Linked DNA regions of Homo sapiens: region 2 is linked to region 1. The links are chromatin contacts, found by Hi-C in ENCODE. All regions are on one chromosome and are shown on one strand. The core of a region is the stretch at or near the end of the contact, and the rest is flanking DNA. Distances in the headings are between cores, read along the strand shown. Region 1 has its middle 39 kb from the start of XCL1. Region 2 overlaps LINC00970 (long intergenic non-protein coding RNA 970).

Evidence for each region. A loop is a pair of places that touch in the nucleus more often than their neighbours do. Pooled maps may share reads with other maps.
Region 2: a loop to region 1 is called in a map of sciatic nerve, with 7 times the contacts of the local background. The contact joins two enhancer-like sites. A Hi-C loop is called at or near these places in 2 of 168 maps with a recorded cell type or tissue (prostate gland and sciatic nerve) and 2 of 50 pooled maps.

Annotation. Positions count from the first base shown.
Region 1 is chr1:168,612,010-168,619,163 of GRCh38, reverse strand. No RefSeq gene overlaps it. Among named protein-coding and RNA genes, the nearest start is that of XCL1, 39 kb to the right of the region's middle. Within about 2 kb of position 5,048, at least 7 of the 41 ENCODE cell types and tissues checked have a DNase peak (open chromatin) inside an H3K27ac peak, as active enhancers do.
Region 2 is chr1:169,040,678-169,047,935 of GRCh38, reverse strand. All of the region lies in intron 3 of LINC00970 (long intergenic non-protein coding RNA 970), which reads left to right. Among named protein-coding and RNA genes, the nearest start is that of LINC00970, 43 kb to the left of the region's middle. RefSeq lists enhancers at 2,636-2,765, 3,318-3,577. Within about 2 kb of position 3,420, at least 6 of the 41 ENCODE cell types and tissues checked have a DNase peak (open chromatin) inside an H3K27ac peak, as active enhancers do.

The DNA of each region.
Region 1 (7,154 bases), core at 3,799-6,298:
AATGAGACAGAAAAGGAGGAGAGGACTGATGCAGTTAAGCTTGCAGGTAGTGGGGGTAAAAGCCAACGATGATGTGCAGACTCAGCAGATTAGAAAGTTCCACTTTCAAAACTTTCACTTTCATTGACTAAGTTAATGCGTTTTTAAATCAATATCAAATTCTTAGGAAACAAATACTATTACATTAAAACAGAATTCAATTCTTGATGGATTTTCTTTCTAACAAATAATATTCCATATTATGGCTGTGGGGCACATATTCTAATTTAATATCAGGGCTCCATTATATTAAGGGATATCAATGTTTTGGAGCTCAGAAAAGAGTTCCAGTGAGTTCATTTTATTAAAAACAGTAATGCCATTTGTTTGCATTGCTATTTTAAAAGGTTAATCAATAAAATAATTATTTAAAGTTATTTAATTACAAATAGAAGCTTAAGAATGCCTAAGTGATTCTCAAAAAGATTATACAGCAATCAGTGAAAATCAGATGAGTGTGCTGATGACTTAGTTCATCGCTCAGCTGAACAAGGCTAGCTACAATGGAGGCTTTCACTATTATACAGACTTACACTGATTCATTCTTAGCTATATAGTATTCGCTTTATACCCTTAATTAACATATGCCCATAATTAGCCATCATGAAGACAGACAGCTTAAGTCATGTTACTATTGAAATATAACGAGTTAATAAAGAGAATAAAGAATTATAAGAAGTTGGCAGTTTTGCCCAAGGATGCTCTTCACCAGATACAGGTTGAATGCATCTACTCAAAAATCCTCTTGTAGTCCCGGTCTTGGCAAATGTTATGCTACCCATTCAGTCTTTAGATGCAGAAACCTTTGAATCTTTTTATCCCTTATTCTCTCTCAATCCCCATGACCAGTCAACCAATCAGTCATGTCACCAAAATCTGCAGATACTTCCTCCTTAGGATCTCTTTAGAATCCCTGAACCTCTGCCAATCTCAGTTCAGGTCTTCAGCACTTTCTATCATCCCTCCCTAATACACAGCTTCCTGGGTCATCCTCCAACAGTCTGAAAACATACCACTTCCCTTGTCCTGATTCCAGTTCTTGGAGAGCTCCCCAGCGCTTTCAGAGTAAAGCTCAAGCTCACAAGTAAGATTAACCCAGAAGGCTCTGAATGATGTGACTACTGCCTAACTGCTCTTCTTCCTCCTCATTTTACTCCATCTTTGTCCCATCTCAAACGTATTTATATTTCAAATAAGACAACAGTGAATGCCTCATAGTACAATGACATAACCAAATGCTATTTCTTTTACTGGAATCCCTTTCTCCTCCCTTGTCTAGCTAACTTCTATTTATTCTGCAAAGCAAAATTCTGAATTTGATATATGCTTTGAGGGGTTTCTTTTCATTTTTGTGTCAGTAGCAGAAATAGGTTTGCCCAAATATAATTCTACTCTTCTCTCTGATCACCCTCAATTCAACAGTTCATATGAAAAAACTGGAGAACTGGGCTGGGTGCAGTGGCTCACACCAGTAATCCCAGCACTTTGGGAGGCCAGGGCGGGTGGATTCCTTGAGCTCAGGAGTTTGAAACCAGCCTAGGCAACATAGTGAAACACTGTCTCTAAAACAAAAACACACAAAAAATTAGCTGAGTGTGATGGTACATGCCTGTAATGCCAGCTACTCAAGAGTCTGAGGCAGGAGAATCACGTAAGCCCGGGAGGCAGAGGTTGCAGTGAGCCGAGATTGTGCCACTGCACTCCAGCCTGGACGACAGAGTGAGACTCTGTCTCAAAAAAAAAAGGTTGGGAGGACAATTAAATGCATCTTTGAAGACAGAACTATGATGCAAATAATTTGTCAGGGTAAAAGGATGATAAGGCTAGAGGTTGAATTATAGAATCACCTTAAAGGAGGATACACACTAGAAGAACTGAGTATCCTACTCTGATATAACATAACATGGATTTTTCTTCAGGCCTGCACTAAGCTATGTTTTTATCCATTCTTGAATTGCTTGAATAATTCAACATATGGGTTAACCAAAATTTGTTTTTTTTTAAAAAAAAAGTAGATGTTATTATACACACTTTAAAAAAATAATAATACCACAAAATATACAAGAGTCAAACAATAAGAAGCCTATTTTTTATTTGAAAATTCACAAGGCACTATAAATCTCATAATCACCAGATTGTCGATACTCAGAAAACATATGTTAAACAGAATTCCCTGTATGATAGAATGACGCATGGGTACTGTATCTATGTGTCACAAATTTTCTGGGGCAATTCTTCTGTCCTATTTCAAAAAGAAAATAAAAATCCTTGTTCAGACTATATCTATCTGTCCTTACTTATAGCAACTTTTAATTTATTTCTATTTCAGTTCATGGTACTTAGTTTTGGAGTTTAAGAATTGCAAGTCTTAACCCTCTGTTTTCTGGCACTGGCTTGTGGAGGAGAAATACAAGATACTTTTTTTTCCCCAACTTTCCAGTTGATTTCAAATTTTGCCTCCTCCACAGGGATTTCTGGGCAGTGGTATACTGGTAAAGGTGTGACCAGTTCTCTGGGTGTGTGGACAATGGAGGAAACCTGATTTATAGTGTTTGCCAGTTTTCATGGTATAAATACTCTCACCATCCAATTTCAAACTACCAGTGGTTTAACAGCCACTTCACAATTGCTAAAGAAAAAAGTGTTCAATGATACTTTTTAAATCACAGCGAGAATGATTTTATTCAAGATCTTCACTATAGGTGGTAGGGACCACTGCAACAGGGTCTTACAGTGAAGAGGGGAGATGAGGCTTAACTCGGAATATAGGCTGGGAAAATGGGATCAAGGTAGGAGCTATTAAATGAAAAATTATTGAGAGGAAACATCAGGGGTAAGGGGGATTCTGGCTAAGTCTACCTAACAACATGTTTACTGAAGATGGGCTAGAGTGATCTGACATTACCTCGGGGATGGTGAAGAATGAGGAATTTGATCAGATATGTAGGGTGGTAGATTGTTGCTAAACTAACTTAGCAGGGCTCTTTGCCAAGACTGGTTTTACAAGGGAAATACACAAATAGGCCTAGGAGAAGCTTCAGAAGCCTGACTAAAGTTTGGCCAAGCAAATAATCTTTGTCACAATATTGTTGTATATTTAACAATCAGTTCTTGAGAGTGGGCTCGTGCCAGCTCCACCATCCTACTGCTTCCAGGTGACACTGGTCCACAGAGGCCTCCCGATTACTAACTTCCTGATACACTCCTGGGCTGCACCTGTCCCACAGCCATGCCCACCCAACACCTAACAATGACTGCCTTATACTCTGACAGTGTTGAAACTCATCTGATCTCTGTGGTCCTGGAAAACAGCAAAGATTCAGAATCTTCCCCTCTTTATATTCTCTGAAACCTCTACCCTTTTGTGTTTCCAAAACAGCTACTGCAAAAGACCACCCTGCCCTGCGATATCCTGAATATTCCAAGATAAGACCCTTCCTTATGATGCTTTTATTTATCTGCCTTTATAAAACCCTGGGTTTTCCTCTCTTTTCTTTGAGACAATGCTTATTAATGAACATTCTCCCTATTTCAATAGCCTCAACTAAAACACCTCCTTAATTGTATAGTACATTTTCTTTCCCCACTCTCTGTTGTCAGTTCACTATTATCCTGAACCCTGCATGGATTCAGTCAACCACCTGTCTCTTGGGTTGCCCCTTAGAAGCAGGAAAACCCAGCCTCTCCACACCAGCCCCAGTTGTGCTTTGATGCCACACCCCCAGTTGCGATACTCATTGTTGATTCTGTTGAAAGGGAGATCTCTGGGTGAGAGAGCATGAGCAGCTCAGGGCCTGAACTGAAATCCATGAACACAAGCCTTCTTGCCCATGTACTGGGATCTCTCCCTTACTTGGGTACAGTTCCATTGCCCTGCAATCATGGTGGTAGTTGTGGGGTGTGGTATAAATGAAGACCTGCTAGCTTTCTCCTCACCTAACATCCTCCTTCACCCATGAACATACACGCTCATCCCCTGAGGGAACATCTGAGCTTGCTACAGCAGGTCAGCCTGGCATCAGCTCTGCCTCAGAGCAGCCCCTCCACTGCCCTACCCAAGCCTTTTACACCTTGAGATCAACAACAGCTCTGGCCCCCCTCCATGGACATTGCGTCAGACTTAAGCTCCTTTCCAGAGTCTCTGGAGGACCCCAAAGAAGAGTCAAAACTGCCTCACTCTTGGGCCATGCTCTGGAGGAGGCACATTCTCCCATTCCTGGCCAAGGGCACATCCACAGTGTCACTGGGCTCCATGACTGGGCTTTTGAACCAGAAGACCAAAATTTGATTCTTGACTCTGTGCTTTGAAGCTGTGTGATTTTTGCTAAATCGTTTAATTTCTCTCAGGTTTTTTCTATTAAAAAATTACTTTAAGATAACAACAATAATATTTCATAAGGTGACTATAAGGATTAAAGTAAACCTCAAAATGCTTTGTCAATGATAAAGTCCTATACATTTTAGCTGCTCCTGTTGCTAGTGAATCAAAATAGGAGATGGCTTTAGAAGACCTTCCTGAGGAATCAGATCACTGTTTTCATACATTAAAAATATTTATTAAGCACTGACTATGTATCGGGGGCATGTGAGGTCAGTGCCCTCAGGGAGTTTACGGTCTGTGACAGAAGATAGCACGTTTCCGTTTCCAGGCGATTACAGCAGGGCCCTTGCCTCTCAACTGTGGACCTTGCCTGCAGCCTGGGAATCTCATGGGAGCTTGTTAGAAGTGCAGGATCTTACCCTGAACATACCAAACGGGAACCTGCATTTCAGCAACATCCTGGGTGATTTGTTTGCTGCTATTGAGAGTGGCAGAGAAAACAATGTGTGCAGCGGGTGCCTCCCAATTTCTTTGCAGGGTCTCAAGGCAAGCTCCCAACAGGAACGAACATCTAAGCAGGGGCCTTAAGACCCACAGCCGGCTGCCTGAATTTCAGCAGGGACAGACTGAGTGTAGCGGGGCTTGCTGTCCACTTTCTGAGTCCTCCCCCTCCCTCTCTTCTTCCCCCCTCCACTCACCCCCACTCCAAGCTTGGCATTCTCAGGCACTCCTCACACACCAGAGTGAGGAGAAAACCCCTCTGGCCCAGTGAATTCCTTCTTAGAATGGCTTCTACCCCTTGTGGAGAGCAAGCGAGTCTTTTGAAAGTATTTTTCTATAATGTGTCGCTTGGATGGAGGGATGATTGATGACTTGATGAATTGCACATTGAACTCTGACTTTTAGGCACTAAATATAAACTGTGCACATGCTGGAAGAGCTAAATTTAGCGGCGCTGACATAGGCGGGGAGGGAGGGGCCATAGGGGGCTCTCCCGGGACAGGCTGGAAGCAGCCAGAGTGATGCCCCAGCAGCTGCTGCAGCCCAGGGTTAATTTATGATCCTGTCAGGGAAAGAGGTGCACTGGAAATTTCATCCCAGGCTGATTTGTTCTTAGAGGGGTTTGTTGTGAGTCATTTTTCTGTTTTTCAAAAATAATAAAAACAGATGCAGATTGGGAAGATGTCTGCCTCCATCTGATTTGTTTTCTCCCATTTGGGCTATGGCACCGGGCTGTCCTCCTCAGGCTGGGCTCGGATCTCCCGGTGGTTATTTCTAATTCTGTCCCATGCTGCCCCAGATCTTCTTTGTTTAGTTAGATGAGAAGGCTCTAATTATTTAGATTGAAGGTCAGAATGAGAGTGGATCTCTAATGCTGCCAAACTGCAATGCTCCAAAGTGTCCTTTCTGGTTAAAAATCCTGATTGTCTGGTGTACTTTGAGGAAAGCTACTTAGCTGCTCATCTTTGTTGAGGTTAGGGTGAAGGGAGGAAGAAACAAGACTCCTTGGCCTCCTGCCTCTCTCCCAGCAGCGTGAGAAGAGAGCATTAGTGCAGCACTTAGGCTGTCCTGGCAGAAAGCAGACAGTGGAGACAGGGTGGCATCATTTCAGAACACAAAGTGGGTCTGCTGGTCCTCCATCCCCCACCATCACCCTGGCAGCCACTGTGGATAGGGAAGCCACAAGCAGCATCCATTTGCCATTTCCCCTTCATTATCAAGAAGTCATGTTTCCCTCCTGGGGTAAGATAGAGACAGCTCATCTACATTTTGATTGCTGTCTTTGGATAATGATAACCGGAAATAGGCTCTGAACTCCCTCTACAATCACTTTCCATTAATTAGACTTAATTATGTGGCCCAAGCAAGAAAGAGAGAGCTCCTTGCCAGTCCATGAATAAATCATACTTGATTTACTCCACCGTGTTTGCCCTCACTTCTCCCTGGTTCCCCCAAACTCAAAAGGAATAGAGGAGCACTGTGGTCAATTTGCCATATCACCCAGCATCTCAAACCAAGAGCCTCTGTGTCTGCCGTCTCTCCCTTATCCTTCCTCCTCCCATTGGTGACTGAGAAACTGGCTGGTCTCAGCTCCAGAAAGAGGAGAAAAGAGAGCATTTGGCCCACTGATTATTTAAGTGTCCCCATCCGCATGAGTTTGGAGGTAACATTCAAAGTGATTGACACTTAGGGGGCTCTCAGGCCATGCTTTGGGGAACATAGCCGACTCTCTTCTGGAAAGTAAGGACATACTCAGCCTGAGTTCTTGGAGAAAACTTTCCAGGGAGTCCTAATCATGCTCATTCTAAGCATCTCCACTAGCCCATGATTATACCCAGAGGGATTTAAAAAGTCAGAGAAATTTTCTGCTACTTTATAAACATGTTAATATGTATATGGCTCAGGGACTTGTGATGGGCACTACTGGGAGCCCCAGAAAGAAGTCTGAAGAGAGAGCTACCCTGAACTGTGGCCCAGCAGCTTAGCATCCATCAACCCACTACCTGGAGTCTAGATCTCCCCACCTCTCTTGGGTTTCCTATTGCAGGCCCCGGAGACGTGTGGCATGATTTCTCTCTCAAGCCTGCAACACCATTGGAAGAGGATTTATCAGGCCATGGAGTCTCTCTGAGAAGTCAGTCAGCAAAAAGCAGCCTCTGGCACCAGCCATCACTTCAGTGGCCTCTACAGATATCTCACATCTTAGGGATGGTGGTCTTGAATCTAGGAATCCAAGGTGTGTGACAAGGTAACAACACGAATGCAGATTCTCCTTAGGTTATAAAATCAACTG
Region 2 (7,258 bases), core at 2,171-4,670, 430 kb before region 1:
TAAGCTCAGGGAAGCCAGAGACTTTGCCTATCCTGTTTCTTGCAGAATCCCTAGTACCTAGAACCATGTTTGGCACATAGTATGTGCTTCATAAATATTTTTTGAATGATGGACTTTGAATATATTGAATTAAGGATACTTTGAAGGCTATCCTAGAATAAGAGAGAAGAAAGTACTTTGAGGGCAACTATAGTCTAAAACAAGTTCAGACAACAGGGATGGAAAGGAACAAATGAAGACAGGGCCCTGGACACCCAGGAGTGGATCTCAGAAGGCATCCAAGGAATGAAATGCTGGAGGAGGCAGTGGTGGGGACCTAAGTGTGGCCAACTGCAAGAGGCATTGCTCTAGTTCTCAGGAGCCCCGAGTGAGACCACAGCTCATCTCTACCTGTGCCAGAACCTCCGTGGGTCTGGGTCCAGGGTCTGAGCCGCATGATGCTCTTATGGACCCTGGAGAAAACTGTGCTCCATCCCCTTAGTGCCTCACCCAAGTCCTTACCAGGAAGACTGAATCTGATGACGAGATTTTCCTCAGTCCCTGTTCAACAATCTCTTCCTGTTTAATCACCCAGCAAAGTTTCAGGACACCTGTCAACTCAAAGTGGGGTGGTTTCCACATCCTGAAGGAGAGGCTGTGGGGAATCCCCTGAATTATTCCTGGTGGGAGGAGAAGTAGGAGGTGGTGCCAAACTTCACAAACTTGAGATAGCTAAGCTGGCACAGTGGTGGTGGAAGAGACCCTTGTTAGACTGTTCAAGGCCTTCTCTGCTAAGCATTTGGGGAGAGCCCAGTAAGTGGCTGAGTGGGGCCAGGCATCCCAGCCTCCCTGCTACCTGGCTGTCTGGCAGTCCTTTACTTCTCGTGCTCTCTTCTCATCAACAACAACCTGGCATTTGTCTTTCCAGACTCAAGAATTTTTGAATTATTGGGTTCTACTCCACCTGCTCCCTTAGGTACCCTGCCTCTCAAATTGGTATTTCCAAGGGAGGGAAAAGTTAAGCCAAAGGTTTCCCAGCTGCTTATCTCAGCTGAAATGATCTCAGTAGTGTGCACAGCGGTTGGGCACAAGGGCTCTGGAGTCAGCTCGCCTGTGTTCCACTCCTTGTTATGTCTTTACTAAACTGTCTAATCCTGGATAATGCATGTAATATTGGTAGACTCTAGAATTCTCCATAAAAGGAGGTTAATGATAAACCCCTGGTATCATTCTGAGGATTAAAATAGATAATGTACGTAAGGCATATAACACTGGGCTTGCCACAGAGCAAGTGTTCAATAAATGTCAACGATCATTGTTTTTGCCTCCCCTTTTTATGCTTCCTTTTTACCTTTGCCTACATTGCTAAGTGCTTTCACCTTGTTTCATGGTGAGTGTGTTTGTGGAGAGTGAAGATAGGAATGATAGGGCACAGAGGCATTTTTTTGTCTTATTTTTCAACTCACCTGATACATAAAAAAAATTGATGCTACTTATTGAGGACTGGGCATCACACATACTATGGTGTTTTTAAAGCATGTCCACAAATTTTCGGCACTATTTCAAATAAAAGGAGCGGTCTAATTCTGCTCTCCTAGAATACAGTCTGGTGGTAGTGATTTGCTTCTAATAAATAGAAGGCAATGGAAGTGATGTCACTGTGTGACTTTCCAGCCAGGCCAGAAAAGAGGATATGGTTTCACCTGTTTCTCTCTCAAGTGAGATACATGCCTTTGGAGCCCTGAGCTACCTCATAAGAAATCTGGAGACCTTGAAGGGACCATGCAGAAGGACCATGTGGTGGGTCCCAAAGGGATAGAGGGAGGTGCCTGGGGAGCCACAGCTGCTCCAGCCCCTGCTCCAGCTATTTGTCTTCCCAGCATGGGAACAAGACCTGTGAATGAAGAAGCCTTGAAATTGACCCCAGCTCTAGCCACTGACCAGTCTGCCTCAATCACCTGGGAGACCCCGATTCAGACTAGCTCAGCTCAGCTGCTCTCAAATTCCTGGCCTACAAAACCCACAAGAGCTAATAAACAGCATTGCTCTTGCAAGGCACTAAGTTTTGGGCTGATTTGTTATGTATTGCTAGATAACAAATAAACGCATGATATCAACTAATAACTCTGTGTGGCAGGTATTGTTATCTTAGTTTCACAAATGAAGAAACTAAGGTTTAGAGAACTTGAGAAGCATACATACAATACCGCTAGGGAGACACAGAGCTGGGACACAAACTTGTGTCCACGAGACTCCAGAGCTTGTCAAGGATCCTCTGCACCAGGAGGCTGCCTCACTGGATGCTGGAGGAGGTTGAAACAAATAGGTAAAATTGTGTTTTTCTGTATCTGCCCTACTAGCCTCTCATGATTCTAAGATTAAACACACGATCACATTGTGTTTGGAAGATCACCACCTGTTCAAAACACTCTAGGCTCATAGTTAACTGGCAGAACCAGCCCCTGAAGTGAATTTACTAAAAGGCTCTGTGTCCTGCGTCTCCTTAGGAACAGTGCTGGGTTTCAAAGTAGGCATCAGGGCAGGGCTGCTAGTTAAAGGGGGTGGTCAGCAGGCCCAGAGGGCCCAGGTTGCCCTGGGGAAGCCTGGAGAAGGCTGTGAAGTTCCAAGCTTAAGGCAGGCAAGGGAAGGCCATATGGTGTGTGGTGAAAAATGGCGGAGGAAAACAGAACAAACAAGGCTGAGGAGTGGGAGCACAGCTGAGAAGGAAGTGAGAAGAGCACGATGTAACGGAAGCTCTGGAGAGCAATGAGAGAAATCTTCACAGACTGGATGGCTGAATGCTCCCCAGAGACACAGAAGGGCTCTGCTGCTGCTGCCAAGGGGAAGCAATTGGTTTGATATTAGACCCAAGGGGATTTACATGCCAAGGTCCACTTTAGAATTTCTATCCTAACCTCTGAACCCATGTACTTCTAAAACGTATATGTAAATGTTTCTGAGAAGACAGGGTCCATTCATTCAGGTTAATGTCTATCAAGCATCTATTATGTGCTGGGTGACCAGTGACAATGGGACATATAGAATATAAATTAAACACATTTTCTGCCCAAGAGGAACAGGGTCTGGAGGGAAATGATAATTTTTGGACACCTATTGTGTGCCAGGTCCTATCTGGGGTGATTTACTTAAATTTTCTCATTTAATCTTGACACCTATTCTACAAAATAGGCATTACCTTTATAAGAAGCTGAGCTTAGAGAAATTAAATAACATGCTTAAAGTTATATACAGCAAGCAAGTGTGTGTGTTTTAACCCAGGTTAATCTAATTCTAAAACCCATAATTGTTCCGCTGTCAACCCTGCCTCTCAGGCTTATGGGTTCGCATTTCTGGGTGCAGATTTCATGGAACTGTGTACAGAGGGCTTTAAGTCAGCAGAGAGGAAGTGGTTAGTCCTGCCTTGAAGAAGGTGCAGGAGGGGACGTGGTTTCACAGAAGTTATTAGATCAGGGCAGTGTAGGGAGAGGAGGAGTTTAGTAGTTAGAGAAGGACACTGTAGACAGAGGGAGTTGCAAGTCAGAGGGAACAGTGTGCCAGGCATGGAATGGAGGAAGACATAGTTGGAAAGACAGGCCAGGGCTAGACTGTGAGAAACTGTTTCTTTTCAAAGGAATATGGGCAAAGGGAAGCACTGAGGTTTTTAAGCAGGAAAGTGACTTGATCAGATGTGCCTTTTAGAAAGGTCATCCTGATAGCTCTTGGCAGTATTGTTAGGAGCAGAAAGAGCCTGGCCATTTTCACTTAGATGTTGCACTGACCTCTGAATCTCAAAAATCTCACAGTGAAATGCATGATCTGTCTTCTTCCTGCTTGCAAACTCTTATCTACTCCTGGGTACCCAACTTGGTAAGCACCTCACCATCCACCCAACTGACCAGGCCAGGGGCCTTGGCTTGTACAGAGGTGGGTGTGCACAGATGCTGACAAAGCTTAAGCATCAGGGCCCCTCACTCACATGAGCACTCTCCAGGCCCTGCACTGAATTTTGTGTTTGCAGCTTTGTAGTCAAGAGCTGTGCTAATCTCTTAGTTGTGCCATTTTTTCTCTTAAACTCTTTCTAATTTGGCTTTCAGCCACTATCTGCCACCTGGATCCCTGTAGTGGGTTTTGCTTAGGTTAGCCTGCTTCTCTACTTGCCACTGGAAATTTTATTCTCAAAGTAATTCTTCTAAAACATAAGTCAGGTCATGTTATTCCTCTGCTTAAAACCCTGTCATAGTTTTCACTGAGAGTAAAAGTCAAAGCCCTTACATTGCGCACTAGGGCCGTGCATCTCCTGACTGCTGTTTCCTTTTTGAGTTTTTGCCCACCACTCTTCCTTACACTTTGTGCTGCTCTAGCCACACTGGCCTGGAGCCACTCCTCAACACTCAGGCCCGCTCCCATTGTAGGGTCTTGGCTTTAACCTTTCCCTCTTTCAGGAGGCCCCTCCCACAGATATTTTCTCACCTCCCACAAGTCTGTGCTCAAGTCTTGCCTTCTTAATGAGACCTATTCTGACTACTATTCTTTTTTCTTTCCAACTTGTATTTTAGGTTCAGGGGGTACATGTGCATGTTTGTTACGTGGGTAAATTGTACGTCACAGGGGTTTTGTGTACAGATAATTTTGTCAACCAGGCAATCAGCATAGTACCTGATAGGTAGTTTTTCAATCCTCTCCCTCCTCCTACCCTCCACCCACAAGTAGGCCCCAGGGTCTATTGTTTCCTTCTTTGTGTCCATATGTACTCAATGTTTAGCTCCCATTTATAAATGAGAACATGTGGTATTTGGTTTTCTGTTCTTGTGTTAATTTGCTTAGGGTAATGGCCTCTAGCTGCATCCATGTTGCTGCCAAGGATATGATTTCATTCTTTTTTTGTGGCTATATAGTATTCCATGGTGTATATGTACCACATTTTTTTTTTATCCAGTCCATCATTGATGGGCACCTAGATTGATTCCATTTCTTTGCTATTGTGAATAGTGCTGCAGTTAACATACATGTGCTTGTCTGACCACTATTTTTAACACTGCAACCTGCCCCTTCCCCTCTCCCCTGCAGCCCTGGTTTACCATATTTTCAGAGATAGAAATCATACACTTTTATGTAACCTATGTATTAGCTAATGCTCTGTATCTATATATATTGACTTCCCAATTATTGATAACAATATTGACTCTTCAGAGAATTTTAAAGCTCAGAAATCCTTTTCATATCTATTCTCTCATAGGAATTATTGCCTTCCTGTTATACATAATAAAACTAAGCTCAGAGTTAAGTGAATTGTCTATTAATAACTACCAAATTTTGGCACCTACTCTGTGCCAGACACTATAAATATATCATGGCCAATGCTTACAATAGACCCATGAAGTGGATATTGTTTTCTGTGTCTTGCAGTTGAGAAAGCTCAGTGTTTGACACTTATGTGATGGTCTAAGTTCCCATTGCCTGTCACATCCAGGACTGCTTGATTCCAGAGCCTGTTCTTTTTCCATTGTTGTTCCTGTTCATTTCATTTCTTCATGCTGCCTCCCAGATGTGGGCTCAGCAAGGGGAGATACCTTGACTTAGATTTCTTCTTATGCATTTTTGAGCTAGTTTTTAAAATTTTCCATTTTAAATTTTTATTGATGCCTAATAGATGAACATGGTTTCAGGGTACATGTGATAATTTAATACATTCATGGAATTTGTAAAGATCAAATCAGTGTACTTGGAATATCTATCACCTTATCTGTTTGCCTTTTCTTTATGCTAGAATGATTCAAATTCTTCTCTTCTTGCTATTTTCAAATACACAACAGCTTATTGCAAACTATAGTCACCCACTGATTTATTTAACACTAGGTCTTATTTCTTCTATCAAACTGTATATATTTATACCTACTACTCAACTTCTTTTCATCCTCTCTCCCCCGCTCCACTCTTTCCTGCCTCTGCAGCTACCAATCTACTATCTTCACGAGATCCAGTTTTTAGCTTACACATGTGACTGAGAACACATGATTTTTCGTCTTTCTGTGCTTCGCTTATTTCACTTAATATGATGACCTCCATATCCATCCATGTTGCTGCAACAACATGACAGGATATTTTTTTATGGCTGAATAACATTCCATTGCTTACATATGCCACATTTTATTTATCCATTCATCCATTGGTGGGCACTTACATTGATTCCATATTTTGACTATTGTGAATAGTGTTGCAATAAACATGAGAGTGCAGGGGTTGTTCTGATATATTGATTTCCTTTCTTTTGGATATATACTGAGAAGTGAAATTGCTGGATCACATGGTAATTCTATTTTCGGTTTTTTGAGGAACCTCCATACTTCTTCATAGTGGCTGTACTAATTTACGTTTCCACCAACAGCGTAGGAAGGTTCCCCTTTCTCTGCATCCTCACCAGCATGTGTTATTGCCTGTCTTTTGATAAAAGCCATTTTTGCTGGGGTGAGATGACGTCTCATTGTTGTTTTGATCTGCATTTCTCTGAAGATTAGTGATGTTGATCCTTTTTTCATATACCTGTTGGCCATTTGTATGTCTTCTTTTGAGAAATGTCTATTCAGATTTTTGCCCGTTTTAAAATTGGACTCTTTTTTTTTTTTTGCTGTTGAGTTGTTTGAGCTCCTTATATATTCTGATTATTAAACTTTTGTCAGATGGGTAGTTTGTAAATGTTTTCACCCATTCTGTGAGTTGTCTCTTCACTTTGCTAATTGTTTCCTTTGCTGTGCAGAAGCATTTTAGCTTGATGTAATCCCATTTGTCAATTTTTGCTTTGGTTGCTTGAGCTTTTGAGGTCTTCCACAAAAAGTCTTTGCCCAGACCAATGTCCTGGAATGTTTTCCCAATGTTTTCTTCTAGTAGTTTTATAATTTCAGGTCGTGGATTTAAGTCTAATATATTTTTATTTGATATTTGTTTAAGGTGAGAGATAGGGGGTCTAGTTTCATTTTTCTGCATACAGTTATCTAGTTTTCCCAGAAACATTTATTGAAGAGACTGTCTTTTCCTCATAGTGTGTTCTTGACACTTTTGCTGAAATGGAGTTGGCTGTAAATGTGTAGATTTATGTCTGGGTTCTCTATTCTGTTCCACTGGCCTGTCTGTTTTTATGCCAGTACCACCCTGATTTGGTTACTATAGCTTTATAGTACATTTTGAAGTCAAGTAGTGTGATGCCTCCAGCTTTATTCTTTTTGTTCAGAATTGCTTTGGCTATTTGGGGTCTTCTGTGGTGGTTTCATATAAATGTTAAGAT